Linked DNA regions of Mus musculus: regions 1, 3, 4 and 5 are each linked to region 2. A link is a loop called in an ENCODE intact Hi-C map of the cell type or tissue named here. Cell type or tissue: heart. All regions are shown on one strand. Region 1 overlaps Zfand3 (zinc finger, AN1-type domain 3). Region 2 has its middle 29 kb from the start of Zfand3. Region 3 overlaps Btbd9 (BTB (POZ) domain containing 9). Region 4 overlaps Glo1 (glyoxalase 1). Region 5 overlaps Zfand3 (zinc finger, AN1-type domain 3).

The links. Peaks named below come from ENCODE experiments on the same cell type or tissue, not always from the same donor. Only the 100,000 strongest peaks of a DNase experiment are listed, where the experiment ranks them.
Region 1: a loop joins it to region 2, with 6 times the contacts of the local background. A loop is called at or near these places in 14 of 42 quality-filtered maps.
Region 3: a loop joins it to region 2, with 2.5 times the contacts of the local background. A loop is called at or near these places in 4 of 42 quality-filtered maps.
Region 4: a loop joins it to region 2, with 3 times the contacts of the local background. A loop is called at or near these places in 3 of 42 quality-filtered maps.
Region 5: a loop joins it to region 2, with 7 times the contacts of the local background. A loop is called at or near these places in 18 of 42 quality-filtered maps.

What each region holds. Positions count from the first base shown.
Region 1 is chr17:30,026,679-30,030,678 of GRCm38, forward strand. All of the region lies in intron 1 of Zfand3 (zinc finger, AN1-type domain 3), which reads left to right. Among named protein-coding and RNA genes, the nearest start is that of Zfand3, 24 kb to the left of the region's middle. In heart, a CTCF peak has its summit at 2,200; DNase peaks (open chromatin) are centred at 163 and 1,083; H3K4me3 peaks cover 1,289 bases; H3K27ac peaks cover 2,100 bases.
Region 2 is chr17:29,973,777-29,977,776 of GRCm38, forward strand. No RefSeq gene overlaps it. Among named protein-coding and RNA genes, the nearest start is that of Zfand3, 29 kb to the right of the region's middle. In heart, no CTCF peak of the experiment used is centred here; a DNase peak (open chromatin) is centred at 2,165; H3K27ac peaks cover 396 bases.
Region 3 is chr17:30,260,389-30,264,388 of GRCm38, forward strand. The region is part of intron 9 of Btbd9 (BTB (POZ) domain containing 9); the gene reads right to left. Among named protein-coding and RNA genes, the nearest start is that of Zfand3, 260 kb to the left of the region's middle. In heart, no CTCF peak of the experiment used is centred here; no DNase peak of the experiment used is centred here.
Region 4 is chr17:30,588,977-30,592,976 of GRCm38, forward strand. Glo1 (glyoxalase 1) reads right to left here. Exons shown (of 6, transcript NM_025374.3): 6 at 3,885-4,000. Among named protein-coding and RNA genes, the nearest start is that of Btbd9, 15 kb to the left of the region's middle. In heart, a CTCF peak has its summit at 2,016; a DNase peak (open chromatin) is centred at 2,035.
Region 5 is chr17:30,103,856-30,107,855 of GRCm38, forward strand. All of the region lies in intron 2 of Zfand3 (zinc finger, AN1-type domain 3), which reads left to right. Among named protein-coding and RNA genes, the nearest start is that of Zfand3, 100 kb to the left of the region's middle. In heart, a CTCF peak has its summit at 1,702 (motif pointing left); no DNase peak of the experiment used is centred here.

The DNA of each region.
Region 1 (4,000 bases), 53 kb after region 2:
TAAACGTATTTTCAAATAGGCAGGGAGTCACGGTTTTGATTATAACAACTGTGTAACCAGGGCCAGGCAGGCAGTCATCTGTTTGGAGGAAGCAAACAGACTAAACAGCAGGGGACAAGCAGTGTTTGGGCCATTTGCCAAATCCTCCTGTCACATCACTTCTGTCTGAGGTATGAGGGTGGGTTGGCTTGATAACAGGCAGGAAGTTCCATCGGGGCAGGGGCTGTTTGACTTGGTTTTCAGACACTGTTTTTACCAATGTTTGAAACATAATGGGTATGCAAAAATGTATTTATGGAAAAGAACTATTCGCCCGCAGAGAGTATTCCTGAGACAATAAACATGGACACAAACAAACAGTCTGTTGGCTCACTTCTTTGCAGTGGGGTAATTGTAACTCAGCTCTATAGATATAAACACTTTAATCTTTTTCACAGGCCTCTTGGCCATAAAACTGTTCACTAAATTGATAATGGTATTTTTTTCCCTTTTAAAATGTTAGGTTTAAATGTGAGTGGTTAGGTTTGCATCTTCAGAATTCATATTTAATATTAGCTTCTAGTAGTTCATTGTCATGAAAATAAAGTTTCTTTGTGCAGAACAGTTGGAAATCAAGGACATCTGATAGTACTAACCGTGAAATACTTTGTTTTTAATGTTTCTGCATTGCTGAGAACTAAGGCAGACACTTTACTCTTTTCTACTAAGTCATTTAAAGGTAAATGTTTGCCAGGTTTACAAAGTTGATGCAACGGTCAGTAAGTAGCAACTTAAACATTGTGTTACTGAATTTAAAAATTAAGTCAAAAAGAGCCTTTTGTTTTTGAGGCTTAAATTACTATTTTTTTTTTCTGTATTCACACATGCAGACAGTTTCTATTCTGATTTTATCTGATGGCCTTGTTTAGACCTTCCTGGTGCTAAGAAAGAAGGAGAGAGGAGGTGCCTCTGGCAGTGGAGGGCAGGTTAACTAGAAAGGGGTCATAGATGATGTGGTCTGTAGGCAGTTTGGGGTCTGATGGTTGGCACAGAAACTAGTTTGCTGCAACAGTGAAACTTGCAGTGGACCCCTCCCCCCATGTTATCTCTGGCTGCTCTACTTGGCTTAGTGCCCAGAGCTGTCTCTGATGGAAACTTCTGCCTTAACCTTAAGCAGAGAGAGTTCATTGGAGGACTCAGTAACAGAAGTGTTTAGAAGGCAAGCCTCCTGCTAGTGGAACAGAACAGGGAGATTCCAGCTCAGATTTGAGTTCAGTGTGGGTTTCATAGCAAGATTCCTTGTCCTTCCCTTCCCCCACTAAAAAGTTTCTTCCTGGAATTATGTTTGAGTGGTATTGTGAAATTAGATAGGGTGTGTCTGTGTTTGCTCAACTAATTATTCTAATTTGATAGGAGCTTGAGAAGATTCAGATTATCTTGATAGGCTCCCAGTTTTTCATAGATGATTGGTAAGAAAAGATTTAAATCAAAAGATGGCCTTTTTATTTTAGACATTTTTAGAAAGCCAAACGGTAGTGAGGTCATTAATATCAGCCTTTGGGAGCAGGTGCAGGAGAATTGCCCCAATCTTGAAGCCAGCATGGTCTGTGTAGTGAGCTTTAGGCTAATTGAGGTTACATGTAGTGAGACTGTGTCTTGAAATAAACACAACAAAGAATATTTATTAATTTTTTTTGGAATAAAAAAGAAGCTTGAAATTAAATTTTAGTTCCTGTACAGATGTCTGATTTTTGTGGCCATCTCCATTGTCAGAGCATTGTTTTGTGTGCAGACAGAGCTGAGTACTAGGACAGTGCACTTAGTAGTGGACTATCAGTGATTTTTGAAATTTCTGCATCAGAGAAAAAGGTTCATTTTTTTTTTTTTCAGTCATTGTAAATGTTAGTAAGAAATGCCTTTGAGGTCAAGTCAGAATTCACCAAGACTTTTAGGAACTTGTCAGTAAGTGGTACTATGCCACTATGAAATGTTTGGACTTGTGCAAATCTGTGCAATCTGTGCAAAATTGTGCAATCTGGGGTACTTTCAAAGATGCCATCTCTGTTAGTGCATTTACCCACATGGTTTAAGTGTGGAGCAGAGTGAGAATTTGGAAGCAAAGCTGAGCTAAACAGTAGTGTAAGTCATTAATTTTAAAGACACTCAGTAATTCATCTCCTCCATTAAGGCTCCATAGCTTCCCAAAACAGCTCCCCTAGTGGAGATCAATTTGTGTGTGTGTGTGTATACAAGTGTGTGTGCACTCTGCGATGTTCACACAATGATGAAATTGCCTAATGATGCCTTATCAGGATGTCCTTAAGTGACATAGGATTGTGTATCCACATCCTATGTTGTACAACCATCATAATAGCCCTTTTTTTGAGTTGAGCGGGTCACCCATATGAAACATGCATTCTACCTTTGAGCTCTACCCTCAGCCCTCTGGCATCTCCATTTTAACCCTAGCTACTCGTAGTTTCATTTTGTTAACTTTGTATGCAGATTTTGGACTCTTCTTTGTGTCTCTCTGTCTTCCTGATGTACCTCTCGACCCTCTCCATTTCTATCTGATGACATCACTCTGAAGTTTGCCCTTGATGATTCTAGTCAGTGGATTCATTTCTGTTCAGATGGCTGAATTGAGCTTGCCATCAGTCAGATGTTACAAAACACGGAATTGTGAGCTGGGGAGGTGGCTCAGTTGATAAAGTACTTATGTGTTGGCATGAGGATCTGCACAGATGCAGACCTCCCTCCCTCCTTGATGCTCCTTTATGTTCTTGGGGGAGTTTCCTCTATAGTTTACCTCTGTTTTTGGCTGCTGTTCAGTTCCTTTAGGCAGTTACTTCCTATATCTATCCATAATTTTCTTGTTCTCTATGGGACAGTTGGTCCAAAAGGAGCATGTTTAAGTTCAGCTTTTGGTAATCTTAGGACTTAGCATCTAGATGTGGGAGTTGTTTCTGTTAACCTTTTTTCTGACTAGTGGGGTGTCGTGGGTGTGCAGGTACCTAGAGCACATTGTTATAACTAGTTGTTTGGTGTGACCGAAGTTGACTTAGGGACAGAGACTATTACATATAGTCCTCAGAGTCATTTGATATCTCTCCAGCCACTGTTCTCATGTGTCTCCAGAACAGAACAGCCGTTATCTCACTTAGTCTAGTGCATGGACGACGTGTGTTTGCTGTTGAATGCTACATAAACTCCCATGCTTTCTATTTTGTCTGGCTTCTGTCTTGGTGGTTAGTCTTAAGTTGTGCGCATGTGACTAGTTTCTCCTCACTGCTGGAAGGTTTTTATTGCCTGAGTTTACTACAGATGGTTCACTCTTTGGCTGTCAAAGGGCTTCTGGGTTATTTCCAGATTGGAGCTTATTGAAAACACACACACACACACACACACACACACACACACAGTTTAACATACTTGTTTTTTTACACTTCCATATAGTTGACCAAATGGTAGCACTTACGTGTTTTTTTTTTTCTTTTCTTTTTTTTTTAAACTAGTAAGCTCTAGGAATTTTAGCTTCAGTAAATTGGAACTGAGCAGTTAGTGCAAATACAGTTTACCATTCTGTCCACGTGCTAGCCTTTAGTGTTTGGTCAATAAATTGGTATTTTGATAATAGAATGCAAACAGCCTTAATTCATACATAGTCACTGTAAATGGGCTTGTTTGTGGTTGTACCTTCAGGTTTGTAGCTGACAGTTGTAGGAGGCAGTTTATATCCTTCACAGGGAGGCTTGTTCTGCCAGTACCCTGGTTGTGTCCTTATGGGTCAGGGTAGGTGGTCTACTGCAAACAGAGTAGCTTGTTGCATTCTATTTGCCCTGGTTTGGGGTGAAATTGTACAGTTTCCATCATATGGCTTAATGAAGGCTTTGTACTTACCGTATCACTCTACACACAGGCGGTTTGAAAATAAATTTATTGTAGCTGTTGTGGACCTAGTTATTGGAAGAAAGGGAGGATGCTGGAAAGCATCTGAAAGGTGGGAAAGAAAGTGATAGTA
Region 2 (4,000 bases):
AGTTGTTGCTATTTTTTTTCCCTCAGTGTTGAGAATTGCGCTAAGGGCCCTGCCACTGAGCTACATCCACAAACCCCTCCTCCATTTTGTTTTGGAGGATAGGGTCTCCCTTAGCTCAGGCTATCCGTCCTCCAGATCTCAAGTGCTGAGGGCCTGCAGCATCACATCCAGGGTTGGCCATTATTAGCAAAGCCGCTGAAAATACCCATGTATCTGTTGTCTGAGGAATCCATTAACATTATTTTCAGACACATACTTGACTTTTAAACGCAACAGCAGAGCACTTTCCACCTCTTCCTGTGGACTGCTCCATGCTGGGCTGAGATTACTCCATAGCTTGTGGGAGAAGAGAGCAGCCTCAGGCCTCGCCTCTGGCCCCCTGCTGATCCTCGGCGTCCCCAACCACAGCCTTGCGTCTCCATGTTGAGGTCCCTGTCTGGAAGCTGCAGCAGAGGATACAGAGAGGTTTGGGTTTTGTCTTTTTTTTTTTTTTTTTTTTTTAAATACTGCTAGGCTATTTCGAGGGTTAGAACTGATTATCCTGACAGAATTGGGATCAGCTATGAGTTGGGCCCCTGGGCACACCTGTAGGGAATTATCTTGGTTTTATGAATCGATATAGAAAGAGCTATCTTCATTTCGAGAGGGACCCTTCCCTGGGTAGGGAGTCTTGGACTGTGACATTAGGGATTCGGAAGAGCTGAGCACACATGCATCCGGCACTTGCTTCTAGCTGCTGATGCTTTGTGGTCAAGATGCTTCAGGCTCTTGATGTCCAGACTTGCCCACCATGATGGGCTGTGACCAGGAAGGGTGAGCTCCCTATCACTGGAACAGGAGAAGAAATGAAGAAGCTGGCATTTTAGATGTGAAACCGTTTATCCTGCAGATTGAAGACTCGGCCTTGGGAAGGCTGGTGGCTCTGAGTCCAAACTGTGGTTCCTCTGCCTGCCCGTTCTTTGGGCTTCAGCAGTTGAAGCTCTCTGAGGCTACATTTCCTTACCTCGGAATCTGGGAAGAGTACAGCTTACCTCGGGGGCACTGTCAGAATAGCCTAACAGACATAAATCACACAGCATAGCATGCCACACCTGCAACCGTGTTGGTTTTTCCTTGTTTGTTTTCTGCCCAAGGTCGCACAGCTAGCAAGCAGAGACACTCTGGAAACAGCTTTTGAAAGGAGGGGTTCAGGGGGAAAATACAAACCACATTACTCAGTGCCAGATTAGGGTCTGTGACAATGACTTTGCGTCTCTATACCCGTGCCACATCCTCGTACTTAACATACAGCTGGACAACAATCAATGTGTGTTCAATGAGTGAGTACAAGAAGGAACAGACACGCAGAAGGGCTCCCACCCAAAACTGCCTTTAGGAACCTTGTTTCAGAAGACTCAGTGGATCAGAGACTCTAGTGGTTAAAGGGGCTTGCTGCCAACCCTCATGACCGGAGTTCAATACTCAGGGTCCACATGGTGGAAGGAGAGAACCAATTCTCAGGGTCCACATGGTGGAAGGAGAGAACCAATTCTCATATGTTCTCTAACCTACACACACATACACACATACACACACACACACACACACACACACAAATGCAAAACAACTGGACAAACAAGCAAGACCCCAAACTTATTTCAGGCTGACATCCAGGTATAATTCCCTGGGATGGAGAAGCTTGCCAATAACCCCCCAGTGGGTGTTATTTTCTGGGATGGAAAAGGTGTTATCTGCCTCATATCTGATGAAACAGGTCACAGATTGGCATCAGGGAGCAGGGAGAAGGTAACTGGCCACCTTGAGTACAAGCTGGTCCTAGTGACTTGTGCCTAAAGGAGATCTGGGGTGGATGTGGAATAACAGACAGGAGCTGTTGCCAGAATGTACACCTCAGGCCCCTGCCACCTCCCTTCCTCTGTTGCCAGGAAAGCCCAAGTTTGTGGGGACTGCCTTGAAACCAGGCCAGGAAACAGTCTGGAGTTTCTTCCTGCCTCCTGGAGACGGGGTTTCTTCTGCAGCTCTCTCCTGTCTGGGGGTGACTCATCAGTTGTGGTGTCCTCCATAGCAGAAGAGGGTTCCAGAGAAGAGGGGCCGCCCGGGGCATATCCATCTGCTGAACAGCCAGTGCTGGCAGTAAGGCCTCTGGGCTGTTTCAATTGTGACCACAGGGGGGCGAGAGGGAGCCAGGCCCAGCGGCCCGGCCATCTGGATGTTCCTAAGCTGGGAAGAGCCCTGGACTAAGCCTGCGGAGGCGGTGCTGATGCTTCTTGGGCCTCCCAGGAGCTCTGGGCCTCCACTAAATCTGAAATAAACTCTGCCTAAAATCAGGACTAGAATCTCTCATTTACAGAGAGATTCCTAAATCAGGGGAGCGTACTTGCTCGATCTATCTACTATTGATCTCCTGAAAGCCTTAAGTCAGCTTCTTCCCTTATCATCAGGTCAGTCAGGGACTGAAGACTGTAGCTACGGTGATTAAGGCTTTGCCTAGCATGCACGAAGCCCAGGGTTCCAGCCCAAGCACTAGCTAAGCTGGGTGCGGTTAGTACACATGCTTGGATATGCTCACAACCTGCATTTTATATGTACATATATTTGAGGCAGGGGTATCTTTTTTATTTATTTATTTATTTATTTGATTACTCGGACTTTGTTTTGCTTTCTTGTTTGTTTGTTTGTTTAGATGGATTCAAATAGCCCAGGCTGGCCTCCATGGGCTTTGTGCCTGGGGGTGGCTTTGAACTTCTCATCCTCCTACTTTGACTTCCTCAGTGCTGGGGTTACAGGTGTGTGCCACCATACCTGATTTAAGGGATGCTGAAATGTGCTAGGCAGGCTTGCTAACCTTGCTTGTGTCTGTCCCTCACCTGGATCATAGCCCACGGTCATATCAGAGCTGTCCCCATGTGAGGTCAGAGGTCGACACAGGCTCTCCACAGCCTTTGGTGCTTCGCCTTGACTTGTCAATAATCTCCATCACACCTCAAAGTAGATGATACTGAGCCTCAGAGATATCGATCGAAGAATCCAAAGCCACACAGCTAGAAGAGTGTGGTGTGTGCTCCAGAGAACATAGCCCCTCCATTTCCCACACCCAGTAAGACCCCCGCTCCCACCTCCCATCACAGCCATCTGCTTGCAGCAAGCAACTTGACCTCTGTCCCCCACCCCTCCTTCAGACTGGGGGACTTCCCAGGGAGAACAGAGTCTTGCCTAATTGCAAAGGCTTAAGCGTACAAGCCTTTGCTTGAAAGTGATTGAGGCTTAACTCCAGGAACCAAGTCCAGCACGATTTACTCTGAGTATCTGTTAATCCCTCTGCCTGGCCTAGAGAGTGCTACCTGGAGTGATACCCAAGGCTATGTGTGAACATGTCCGTCCCCCCACCCCCAGCTCCTCTCCTCCTTGACCTCTGCACTCCCACCCCCAAGCCCAGTCCCTTTCTGGGACTGCAATATGTGTTCACCAAGACTGTCTCGAGGGCTGGTGAGATGGCTCAGTGGGTTAGAGCACCCGACTGCTCTTCCGAAGGTCCAGAGTTCAAATCCCAGCAACCACATGGTGGCTCACAACCATCCGTAACGAGATCTGACTCCCTCTTCTGGAGTGTCTGAAGACAGCTACAATGTACTTACATATAATAAATAAATAAATCTTTAAAAAAAAAAAAAAAAAAATCCAAAATTTAAAAAAAAAAAAAAAAAAAAGACTGTCTCGAAAGAAGGAACACCAGTCCAGATGTCACGGCTGACACCTTGGGATTTGACGGCCTCTCAAACTCTCTCAGGAGTCTCCATCACTTAGGGCCTGGCTCAGACTGTGTTGCGCTTGACCTCAGGGTTCCCTTTATCTGCAGCTCCAACGGTGTTCTAACTTACCTGATAGATCCTTGTCCTTCTGATTTGGGGTTCTCAGAAGGGAGTTTTGCTGATGCTCTGGGCTCTGGTGCCCACTCTGCAGAGACACCTCAAGCGGCTCCCTGGTATTCTCTATGGCGAAG
Region 3 (4,000 bases), 290 kb after region 2:
TTCCGTGCCAAAAAGGCAAGATGGCAAGGTCACCTTTTGCTTTTTTGTTTGTTTGTTTTTTGTTTTTCGAGACAGGGTTTCTCTGTGTAGCCCTGACTGTCCTGGAACTCACTCTGTAGACCAGGCTGGCCTCGAACTCAGAAATCCGCCTGCCTCTGCCTCCCAAGGGCTGGGATTAAAAGCGTGCACCACCACACCCGGCCGGCAAGGTCACCTTTTAAATGAGATGTCATCTTACAACTTCTGCCTCTTCTCTGACTTTAGCAAGTCACAAAAGAAGGTAAGAGTCAGGACAGACATCTTCAGGAGGATTCAGTCAGAAAACAGTGCCTAGTGACCACAGAAGCACCAGGGCTCATGTCACAGGGATCCACGAGGCCTCTGTGACATCCCCAAATCAATAGCTGTTGGTCTTGTTCATGGTAGAACCATTGAGAGACCTACAGAAGGAAATGCATGACTAAGTGATTCCAGGAGACAAGAGGAGGGGCAGCATGACAAGCAAGCTTAGATTGTTAGAGAAGGATGTGCAGTCTTACGGACCTGGGATCAGCAAGGAAAGGCAAAAATGTTGACACAGAGGCAAGGGAGGTTACAGTGTAAAGCTTTTGCCTATTTATATTTTAAATGTATTTTCTGGTGACTAAGAAAATTAAAAATCAATGCAAGCACTCCATCAAATCTTGAAAGCCTGTGACTTGGGTGAGAAAAGCAAACAGCATGACGAGACACGCCCCTCCCCCCATCAGTAAGGGCACCGAGTCATGGGGTAAGTCCCCTTTATACTTAAGATGCAATCTCCCGTAGGAAATTTAAAACAATAACTTGAGACTTGGCAGTTTTATGATCCAAGCTATTGAGCTAGCTTCAAGATGCACTAATCCCTTGAGAAAAAGCCAGGACACAGTGGAAGGCAGCTCAAGAACGCACAGCATCATTTACTTGTACACGGCTATCTTAGAACTGTTTATTTGCCTTTGACACTTGAGGACAAGAGTAACCATTACACATTTTGGACAAGCTTGGAAAGCTAACTTATCTATTTTGTGGAAAAAATATGCCTCTGAAACTATCATGTTGTTGAGAAGGGAAACCCCCGAATTCTGGCTGTAACTAAGCCAAGCAGAAAGCCTCTGTTTCCAAGCAGAGTGGAAAATGACCGCTTACACGATTCAGGATTGCAGTTTATATAGAGTACAAGTGCTCATTACAGATGAACTATCGTACTTATCATCAGAGAGGGCAGAAGAACGGTGGACAGGAGTGGAGCCAACACCGCCCACTGCTGAGCCTCCCCATGGCTGAACACAGTTTCATTACAAAACCAAACAAAAAGCCAAACAGCAACATGCAGGCTGCAATCCTGCCATCACCGGGACAGTGGACCTTAGAAAGCATGCTTGAACTTCCTTCTAGCAGGCTGCAGGAAACTCTGTGGCTTGTGTTTATCCACCAAGGCCAAGGCCAGCTGTCTAGGTAGCATGTTTCCTGGTTAGGCATCCTGCTTAACCTAAGACTCAACTGGGGAATCTGTGGATCACCTGAGGGCATCAGAATTCACAGACACCTCCGACTGTACCTGCATCTTACTCTGGCAGGGTCCTGAACCCCTGGAATGGGCTTAAGCTGGGAGCCCACAAGGTAGCGTCCCAGCTCACTGCCTGGCCTAAAGCAGTGGCTTAGAACATGTCTGCCAAGCTGGTGAATCGTGTCAGATTTCTGAGCTAACCTGGACCCAGGCCTCACAGACTGGGATTCCTACCCAGTTAAATGATTCAGTATCGGTTGAATTATGATGTTAATTAGGAAGTGGCAACAGGAGACAACAGAGCCTGAAAGCATCAGCAGTTCTCATCCCAAATGTGAAAGGCTTAGGAGGGCTGTGTCTTCCATTCCTTCCCCATCTCCTCAGACATTTATAGTTAATTAATATTAATGGTGGAAGATCATTCCACTGTGATATGAAGTTATAAATTTGAAATCAGATTACAAGTCCACAAATGCCTCTGTAATTGTAGCTGCTTTGTTTTAGTAAAAACCTGAGTACTACTTGATGTTACGGGGTTCCCTGGTCAGTGGGCTCCCAATTAGTTCGCCAGTAGCAGCTGCTGGTAATAGGCAGAGGCTTCAGTCCCAGGAGCTAATGGCGCTGTGAGCACATGAACTTTGTCCTTTGGTTTAAATCTGTGACTTGGACAGCAGGTTGGCACAGAACTAGATCTTCAGTTAGAACTGAAATATAAATAAGCAGGCTTCTGGGAGACTCCCTTAGAACACTCAGAGTAACCCAGAGGAGAGGCCACAAAGTTGGAAGGCTCAGCAGCTCCCTGGAAGACACAACTAGCTACTCAGGCCTGGTACAACTGTGTAGTTCTGCTCCCTGCCTGCCTGAGGCCCTGCCCTGAAGCAGAAATACAGGCTGAGGCTCTGGGCACCAGAGACGAGCAAGCAACGGCTATCAAGATGGCGTCTGTAGCAAGGCAAAATCATGGGTTCTCTGGGACAAATTTAATGTGCAATGCTACAGGGAAGGAGAAGGAAAACCAAGCAGGTCCACAGTGCCAAACTAGGTCACTAAGGGCACAGACATTCTTTTGCTGTTTGTGATTGCAACTTGGGCTCCGAATTATTGTATGACTTCGAATAAAAGAAGAAAAATCAAGGTCTGTGAAGAGACAGCCTCCCCCCTCCCTTTCTCCCCAGCAGCTGGCAAATGCATGCAATGCCAGATGCCCACCGCCCTGAACCACGCTCTAAAACTCTGTAAGAAATGTTTACCACTGATACTCAGTGCATAATTTACAACACTGTGCTGAAATCCACTTACACTCCATTTCAAGGGATCGTGAAAAGAAAATGTCAACTGTGGGGGAAATACACTTTATGGGTCTTGGCTTAAAACAAAAGGAAAAACACACATGCGAGTCCCTCTCAGTGGAGGGAAATAGTTTAATAAATGGCCTAATGAACAGTGTAATGATGTTTTAAAAGTCGGTAGCAGGAAGGAGACGGCAGGAAAACAGAACAGAGGCTAATACGCTGTACAGCCTGGATAATGAACCCCTGGGTGATCCTGGCTCGAGTACTGGCATAAGAACTGTACTTTAAAAAACCAATTTCAAACCTATGAATTATGATACGGCTAATAGGCTGTACAAATTAACATTCTGTGGAAGAAGCAATAGTGACTGTAGATAGAAAAGCCTATAAAAATGCAGGTGAGTCTCTCTGCAGTCTCTGGTCTTTGTGGCAACTCTGGAAGTAAGTCTCTTTCTGACTCATACCTCCCTATGTTGTAAAATCCGAGTTCTCAGGACTATTGGTTGTGAAATCACTGGCTCCCCCAGGTGTGATATGGACCAGGGCAGGGGTCAAACTGCGAATGCATATTTCCAGAAGAAAATTCTAACTCATGCTCTGCTCTGGTCTGCCCATATTCTCACAGCACTACTGCAGCCTTTTTTTTTTTTTTTTTTTTTTTAAACCCTGGTGTTAGGTGGGAGGTGGTGCCACATGCCTTTAATCCCAGCACTTGGAAGGCAGGTGGATCTCTGAGTTTAGGGCCAGCCTGGTCTATACAGGGAAATCCTATCTCTGAAACAAACAATCCAAAACAAAAAATAAACCAAACAACAACAAAACCATGGTATGACTACCTATACAAAGTGTTGAGACCAGGACTTAGGACCAGGAAACCAGGGTTCTGATCTGTGCCCCACCATTAGACATGGTCTTGGGAAAGTACTGTGTCCTCCACCTCAGCTTCACATTCGCAAGGCAATGGATGCCTGAGCTGAGACTCTTAAGGCTCTTTTTTCTTTTTTGGTTTTTCGAGACAGGGTTTCTCTGTGTAGCCCTGGCTGTCCTGGAACTCACTTTGTAGATAAGGTTGGCCTCGAACTCAGAAATCTGCCTGCCTCTGCCTCCCGAGTGCTGAGATTAAAGGCGTGTGCCACCACACCCAGCTTGAAAAATTATTTTAAAGTGTCATTTCCTCCCA
Region 4 (4,000 bases), 620 kb after region 2:
TTCTACACAGACATTTAATATGATTTTGTGCCCCCAATCATGCTCTGAACACTCCATTAAATCTTTATATTGTTACATGACACGATGCCGAAAACATTAACTCACCTCCTTGCATGTCTTGTTAACTCACGGCCCATATCCATTCAAGCAGCTAGACCATGGGCCCCGCAGTGCCAGGCAGGAACCTTGAAGCTTTGGCCTGGGAGGGGGGTCAGGAAGGACAGCCCTGAAGATCAACGGGTCCCTAGGTAGAGACTTTCTATTCCTGTAGCTAACCGAGAAAAGGGAGAAATCACAGCCCTGAGATGTAGGCCGTCTGTCGATCTGGAGGGGCAGAGGCTTGCTTGTCTTTGGCTTCTGGACACAGCTTGAGGAAGTTAGCAGTACACTTGGGGAGTTAGGGCTGGGAGGGGTGTGCCTAGGAGACTATAGTTTTAAAATACAAAATGAACATTAGCCAAAAAAGAAAAGAAAAAGAACACTGCTTCAGAGTGAACAGTGGGCAGTGGATGAGAAAGCGCTGACTTTCATGACTGTTTTCTACCTAACCTGTTTCAGCTTTGTTTGTTTGTTTTGTTTTGTTTTGTCTAGACAGGGTTTCTCTGTGTAGCCCTGGCTGTCCTGGAACTCACTCTGTAGACCAGGCTGGCCTCAAACTCAGAAATCCACCTGCCTCTGCCTCCCAATTGCTGGGATTAAAGGCGTTCGCCACCACCGCCCGGCTTCCCTTTTTTTTTTTCCTACTGTAAAAAAGTAATGCAAGCAACAAGCCACATTTAATTTAGAAATTAAAACCACTGAATATTTTCTAGGATGTAGAAAGCCACAGCATTAGCCAAATAAATAAAGCATTTGAAAGCCTTTAAACTCTTAAAGACTATTGTAAATCTAATGTGCTTTAAAATACACACACACACATATATATATGTATATTTTTTAGAATTATGTTTACCCTGTGTGTGTATGTGTGTTTGTGAGTATAGAGCCCAGAAAAAGATGCCAAATCTAAAAAGGTTGATGTGAGCCACCCAACATGGGTGCTGGAAACTCAACTCAGCCACTGCTCTTAGCCCTGTCTTCAGCCATAATGTGTATTTTGATGACATTTATGAGGTACCTATTTTATTACAGCTCTAAAAGTCCTGGGTATTAGCATTTTAAAAATATTCTGGGGCTGGAGAGATGGCTCAGTGGGTAAGAGCACTGACTGCTCTTCCAAAGGTCATGAGTTCAAATCCCAGCAACCACATGGTGGCTCACAACCATCCATAATGAGATCTGATGCCCTCTTCTGGGATGTCTGAAAACAGCTACAGTGTACTTACATATAGTAAATAAATAAATCCTTTTAAAAAATATTCTGTAATATGCTAACATCAGTAGGTCTCATTTGGGGGGTGCGGTTTGAGAAAGGATTTATCTATGTAGCCCTTGGCTGTCCTGGAACTTGCTCTGTAGACCATGCTGACCTCCATCTGCCTGCCTCTTCTCCCTGCTCCCTGTCCCCCGTCCCCAACCCCCGAGCACCGGGATTGGAGGACATGCACCCCCACCACCTGGACAGTAGGCCTCAGATTTATGCACTTGCTGTAATTTCTCTTAACTATTGACTGGATTGAGCTGAGTCATCACCATTGAAGAGAAGCCTGCTTAAGCACAGCTAACTGTCACTAGCTGGCTATTCTGTGTCGTCCGGGTTACTGTTTCCTTGGTGTTACTGCTCAACTGTCCGTTACTAACGTGTTCCATTAGTTGCCTCGAAATTCTAAGTATGCAATTTAGCAAAACACTACATAAAACACTGTATAGAAGGGCTCCCGAAGACAAATGGCTCAGGTATGTAGCTGCTGATCAGAGGTGGAAAATCCCCGCTGTCCGTTGCCGGAAACTATCGAAGTGAAGACTCTGCCCATTCATTCCCTTGGAAACGCTATCAGGACCCATTCCTCTTTGAAGAAACTAGAATCAGAAATCTTAAGAAAGACCAGTGGTTTCAGCGGAGCAGTACTGACCCCTAGGGGTCATTCTGGAAATGTGTGGGGGCCCGTTTTCAGTTGGTTTGACAAGTGGTATTTAGTGGAGGAGGATGTTGGTTGGTGTGATGTCATTCAAGTTGGCATTTAGTCTAGGCTCCGCCCACAGTTACCTGGCAACAGCCAGGTGTGCCTGACTCACACCCCCTCCTCTCTTGCTCCCTTCCCCTTCCCCTCTCTTCTCATTCCCCTTCCCCCTCTCTCCACGTGCTCATGGCCAGCCTCATGACTCCTCAGTTTGGAGTTTCACATAGTTTATTTTCCTCTGAAGAGAACAGTGTAGAAAAGGAGGTGGCCGGAGATTAAGTTTACAGGAGAGAAGTTGACAAGCATAACCTCAGTAGGCTATGAGTTATGTTAGTGATCTTGCTGGATACAGTGGCCTCGGGATGAGAGCATTTCACCTGCATTTCAACTCCCACTTAAAGAAACAAAACCTCATTTCAGCATGTCACCACACAAAGTCAGAGCCCCCCCCCCACTGGGAAATGGTAAATAAGTAACATCACATAAAACTGTTGGTCTTCCAGAACGTAAGGAGATCAATTTGGCTGCAGAGCCTTGGAAAACACTTTCAGCCCTTAGACAAGTGAGGAATCCCAGGTTACTTCCTTTCAATGGCCGTTTTTAGTGGACACACAGCACTGACTGGCCTTAGCCATCTTTGATCATATATGTGTCAAGTGACGGGATGAACAAGCTGTAGGTATCAGGACTTCTTGCAGGCCAACTCTGCAGTGCATGCCCTTGGGCCTTCCCATGCTTCTAACAGCATCTTGAGAACAAAGGTCCCTCCACAACCAAGTTGTCAAGGTCTGTGTACTATGCTATGGGACAACTCTGGGGTCCTTCGAAATTCCTCTGACTAGGCCCACTCCCCAAAATGGTACTTGGAAATGAGCTCCTACAAGGCAAATTACTTAGGTGGAGCCTCCTGGAATGGGATGCATGTTGCAGTAAACTTCTGCCCCGAGAAGGCACAGTACCTGTCCACAAGGCAAAGTGCCTGTCCACAAGTCAAGAGGACCCTTGCCAGACACTGCAAAGGCTGCTGCTTCATAAGAAGTTGCAGCCTGCCGGGCGGTATTGGCGCACACCTTTAATCCCAGCACTCAAGAGGCAGAGGCAGGCTGATTTCTGAGTTCGAGGCCAGCCTGGTCTACAAAGTGAGTTCCAGGACAGCCAGGGCTATACAGAGAAACCCTGTCTTGAAAAACCAAAAAAAAAAAAAGAAGAAGAAGAAGTCGTAGCCTCCTGCAGTGTGAAAAGGAAATGTTCACACGTCTATAGCCTCCTGCAACCTCCAGGCGACTGTACCAGTAGAGGACTGTCTCCCCTGAGCAGCAGCAAGGTCCCCAACCCCCAGCCTGTTCTTCCCACCGCTACTTGCCAGGTAAGTGTATTTGCAAGTGCACTGTCCCAACTCCTGCCAAGGCCTGGCCACATACATGCTTTTCAATGCATACAGAAGCACACTTAAGGAATAAGGATTATGTCCTGGCAAGACTCACCTAGCAAGTACTTCCCACCCCTAGAAATATGGTTCACATTGTTAAATTGGGTAGGTCCAGTATTAGAATCCCATTTGGTGATTCCAGCATTGGACATTTGAAACTGGCCCTCCTAGATTCCTGTGACCCACCTTTTGATATCTGGTCTTTCTCCTGAATGTACTTCATTCCCCCAAATCTTTTGATTTGACATTTTCTTTCCCATGCTTTTTCAACCATAGAAGCTACCTGGCTTAGTCTGTACAGACTCATGTGTATCCCTGGTTCAGCGCAAACTTCTTTTGAATCCTTTCAGGCCTCAAGACCAGCCTTTTACACAAAGGGACTTGCTGCCCAGACCTTTATGTACTAAACAGTGTTAGCTTTATTTCAGCCTATGATGTGTTTAAACTGCTCACATAGATCACCAAGTGCCCATAGCTGTGTAGCGCTTGGCATTGCCCACGCCCGTCTTCC
Region 5 (4,000 bases), 130 kb after region 2:
TGGCGGAAGTGTGAGCACCATACATAGTAAGAGGATAGAGGAGTGTGGCCAGTGTTCCCCGAGCTTTGCTGCTCAACTCAGTAACCAGGGCAGATCGAGGCGGGTGGGGCTGTGGGGGTGGGGTGTGTTTGACTGGAGTGTCCCCTTTTGTGATCAGGACTCAGTGGGGAGGGGACTACCTGAACTTGTTTCTGAGGTTTGGTTGCTAGCCCAAATACACAGAAAGTAAAATTTGTTTCACACTTCTTCATATGTGAACAGTAAGTTGTTTTTTTTTTTTTTTCTAAGACCTTTAAAAATGCTTTGCATGATTATCTCACCTCCTGTGTGAACACACAGACATTTTCTGTGGGTTTTCTGCAAGAGTAGAAAGTACTTTTAATTGCTAAGCCAACGATTGTCCCCTTGACTACATTTTTAAGGTATTTGTTTTTTAACAGGTGTGGATTTGTGAGTAGGGCATTTTTGTTTAGAGTAACAATAGGAGCCAGGCATGGTGATCCTTGCCTTTAATTTCAGCAGCTTGGAGACAGAAGCGGATAGATCTCTGAGTTCATGGTCAGCCTGGTCTAGACAGTGAGAGACCTTGTCTAAAAAAGAAACAAGGAAAAAAAAAAAAAGAAAAAAGAAAAAAAAATAAAAAACTGGTAGAAAATTTTTGCTTTTCTCCAATTTTGTTTTATGAATTAAAAATAATCTGAACATTATTTTCTTTTTCACAGTCAGTAAAACAATCATTTTTATATCAATAATCTTTTTCATGTCCATAAATATGTAATTAAAATGTAAGTAGATACTTGTTTTAGGGTTTTATTGATGTGAAGAGACACCATGACCAAGGCAACTCTAACAGGAAAACATTTAATTGGGGCTGCCTTATAGGTTCAGAAGTTCAGTCCATTATCTTCTTGGCAGGAACATGGCAGCATCCAGGCAGGCATGGTGCAGGAGGAGCTGAGAGTTCTACGTCTCAATCCACAGGCAGCAGAAGGAGACTGTGCGCCACACTAGGCACAGCTTGAGAATAGGAGACCTCAAAGCCTCCTCAGTGACGCACTTCCTCCAACAAGGCCACACCTCCTAATAGTGCTACTATTGGGCCAAGAATTCAATACATCCACTTATGGGGGCCATACCTATTCAAAGCACCACAGTACTGTAAATAATGGTTTGGGATTATGTGGAATAGACCTTCATGTCACTCTTGTTCAAAAGTAAATTTAACCAATTTTTCTCAGTTAAAAAAATACATAGTTGTATATCATAAGTCATTCCGATTTTTGGTGAAAGTATAAGATTTTAAAATGTGGAAGACAAGATCATAAAGTTTGACATTTGTGTCTAGCACTTGGAGGTACATTCTGTAGTAGTCCGCATCCAGCAGCCTTAACTTCCACCTGCACTGTATTTGGGCAGTGGAGCTTAGGGCTTGGTGTTGCTGCTTGCAGCCCAAGCATGCCCATCCCTATCGAAAGTTCATCTTTCAAGACTTGGATGGAAGAATTTGGTAAAACACTAAAACAGCCAGATTTAATATTCTGATATGCTTTTTGCTCCGAAGAAATCTCTCATTTTGTTTTAATAGTGATTTTTAATCTTTACATAATGAATTTTAGGATCCAAAAATCTTTAACCTGAAAGTTAAAGACCCTTGAAACAAAGTAAGGGGTGTGATGGATGCAAGAGACTTGGCCACCCTCTAGTGGCCATGGGGCCATATTCCACGTCACCTGTCACTGGGGAGGGAGATGAAGTTACTCTGTACTAGAGTCCAGACCCTAGAGTGGCAGGGATGGAGGCAGAGTGAGAGTCCTAGAATGTCTGCTTCTCTTACCTTGGTTGATGGTTATTTCACTTCTACTTTCGCAGATTTTAAAATTTTATTCAATTAAACTTTGTATTTCTTGAGACAGAAAAATAAGGTGCAAGCAAGCTCATATAGTGTTTGCCAGTATGTATTGGGCACTGTTAAACACATTACACATAATCCTTAAAGTATGGATTACATACTTTGGATTGCATGGACCTATGTGCATTACGTTCATCCAACCCCGCTGGTGTTTTCAGAGAGTAGTAGTTATTCTCTACATTTCTGTGGCCTGCCATTTTCCATGTATTAACACGCTTTTCCTCTGTCTGGCTCACTGACGCTCTTCTCCTTTAATGAATGTCTCAGACATAACCTTCTGGTGGACTGCTCATCGCCCAGTGAGCCTTAGTGTAAACGGATTCTGCGTTTCTATTTCAAACCTTCTTAAATACAGTACTTAATGCTCTCTACTATATAGTGTTGCCTCCTTCCTGCCTTTGCTGTTTCAGTGTTTACAGAAAGCATCTAAGCACTTTCTTGAAACAGTGTATTAGGAGCTCTGCCTGCCTCGGGGGCGGTTGTTTATCGTCTGGCTGATGTTATTTCTTTGTTTCTTTGACTTGTTCATATATTAACATGAATGACTTCGGTAGAAGAGCTTGGATATTTTTAAAATTGCATTGCTTAGTTGGCAAGTACCATACATTATTTGATTTAATCTTCTTTTTATCAATATAGTGACTAGACCAAGACTGACAATATGAACTTAACTTTGATGTCTGTAGGAATGTGGAGAAGTCCATCCTAATCCATTTAATATTACTTTGGTACCTTAGATGCTTAGTTAGCTGTATAGTTTCTGTTTTAAACGAAGCACCTATTAATTAAACACTTATGAAAACGTGCCTAGCCTCATTACTAATCACGGAAATGTGAGCTGAAACAGAACTTTGATAATGTCACACTGTTATATTGACAGAAGTTAAACTGTCTGGTAGTAGCAGAACTGAGTGGGCTCTGCTGCTAGGGTGAGAATTGATGAGTCCTCCCATGAGCAGTGTGATAGGGTTTGGTAAGGGAACACTGGTTTTGTTTGGCCTAGTGTTTCTAACTGCATACCTCAGAAATGCTCACACACATAAGACCAGTGTAAGAGTATTCATGGAAGTAGGACTTTTATTAATGAAAAAGTTGGGAATAAATGAACTCCATTTCAGAAACATGGCTGAAACGTATCTGAATGATGGGTATGTAATGTGTCATAGTTTAGAAACATGTAAAATCATGCTATTTGTGGCTGCCCATCCATGGATGCTTAATATAAGAGATAGGTATGAGCAGACATTAAAATGCAGGTCTTGAAGCAGGATTTCAGAATAGTAGTTATGCTGAGATAAGAAGGGGGTTGGCCTGAAGGAGCGGACACAGAGCCTTAGGCTGACCTGCAGGCTGACTGCTTATATATAAACTCAGAAGCAGATAGAGTGAGGCACTGAGACTGACACACAGCTGGGTGGTAGGTGCAGATGCAGTGCTATCCACTGTACACCTTTTAAAGAGTACCCAATGGAGTGACTGGGTGTGTGTTGTGACAAAGCTAGCCATAAAGGTGGCCATTGGCAATGTACAGAACAGAGAGTGGTAACTGGAAAGCCAAAGGCAGTGCTTTAAAACTTAGGCTTTACACTCAAATCCTAGCTGTGCACTTCCTAGCTACTGGCTTTGAGCCTTAGTGAGCTTATCCTTGAAATAGTAATAGTAACCTAGGGATGTGTCAGGAGATGTGAGAAGGGAAAAAGGCATGCTAAAAGTGGTGAGTACTCAAGGTACCCACCACTGTAGCTGACAGCACTAAATAATGGTGTTAATCGCTATGCTAATAGTAGTGTGTTCACACACACACACAATTTGTTTTATGTCTGAGCATATAAGATTTCTAGCCAGGCCGTTGGTGGTGCAGACCTTTAATCCCAGGTCTAGGAGGCAGAGGCAGGTGGATCTCTTGAGTTTGAGGCCAGCCTGGTCTACATAATGACTTAAGGATAAACAGAGAAACTGTGTTTCAAAAAACAAAGGCACCAACAACAAAAATCTAAATACAGAAACTGCCCGCTAGAGAACACACTACAGTTGTGTTGGGAACTCAGATCTGCCTCAGATTTCATTACAGCTAAAATCTTAGAAGACAGC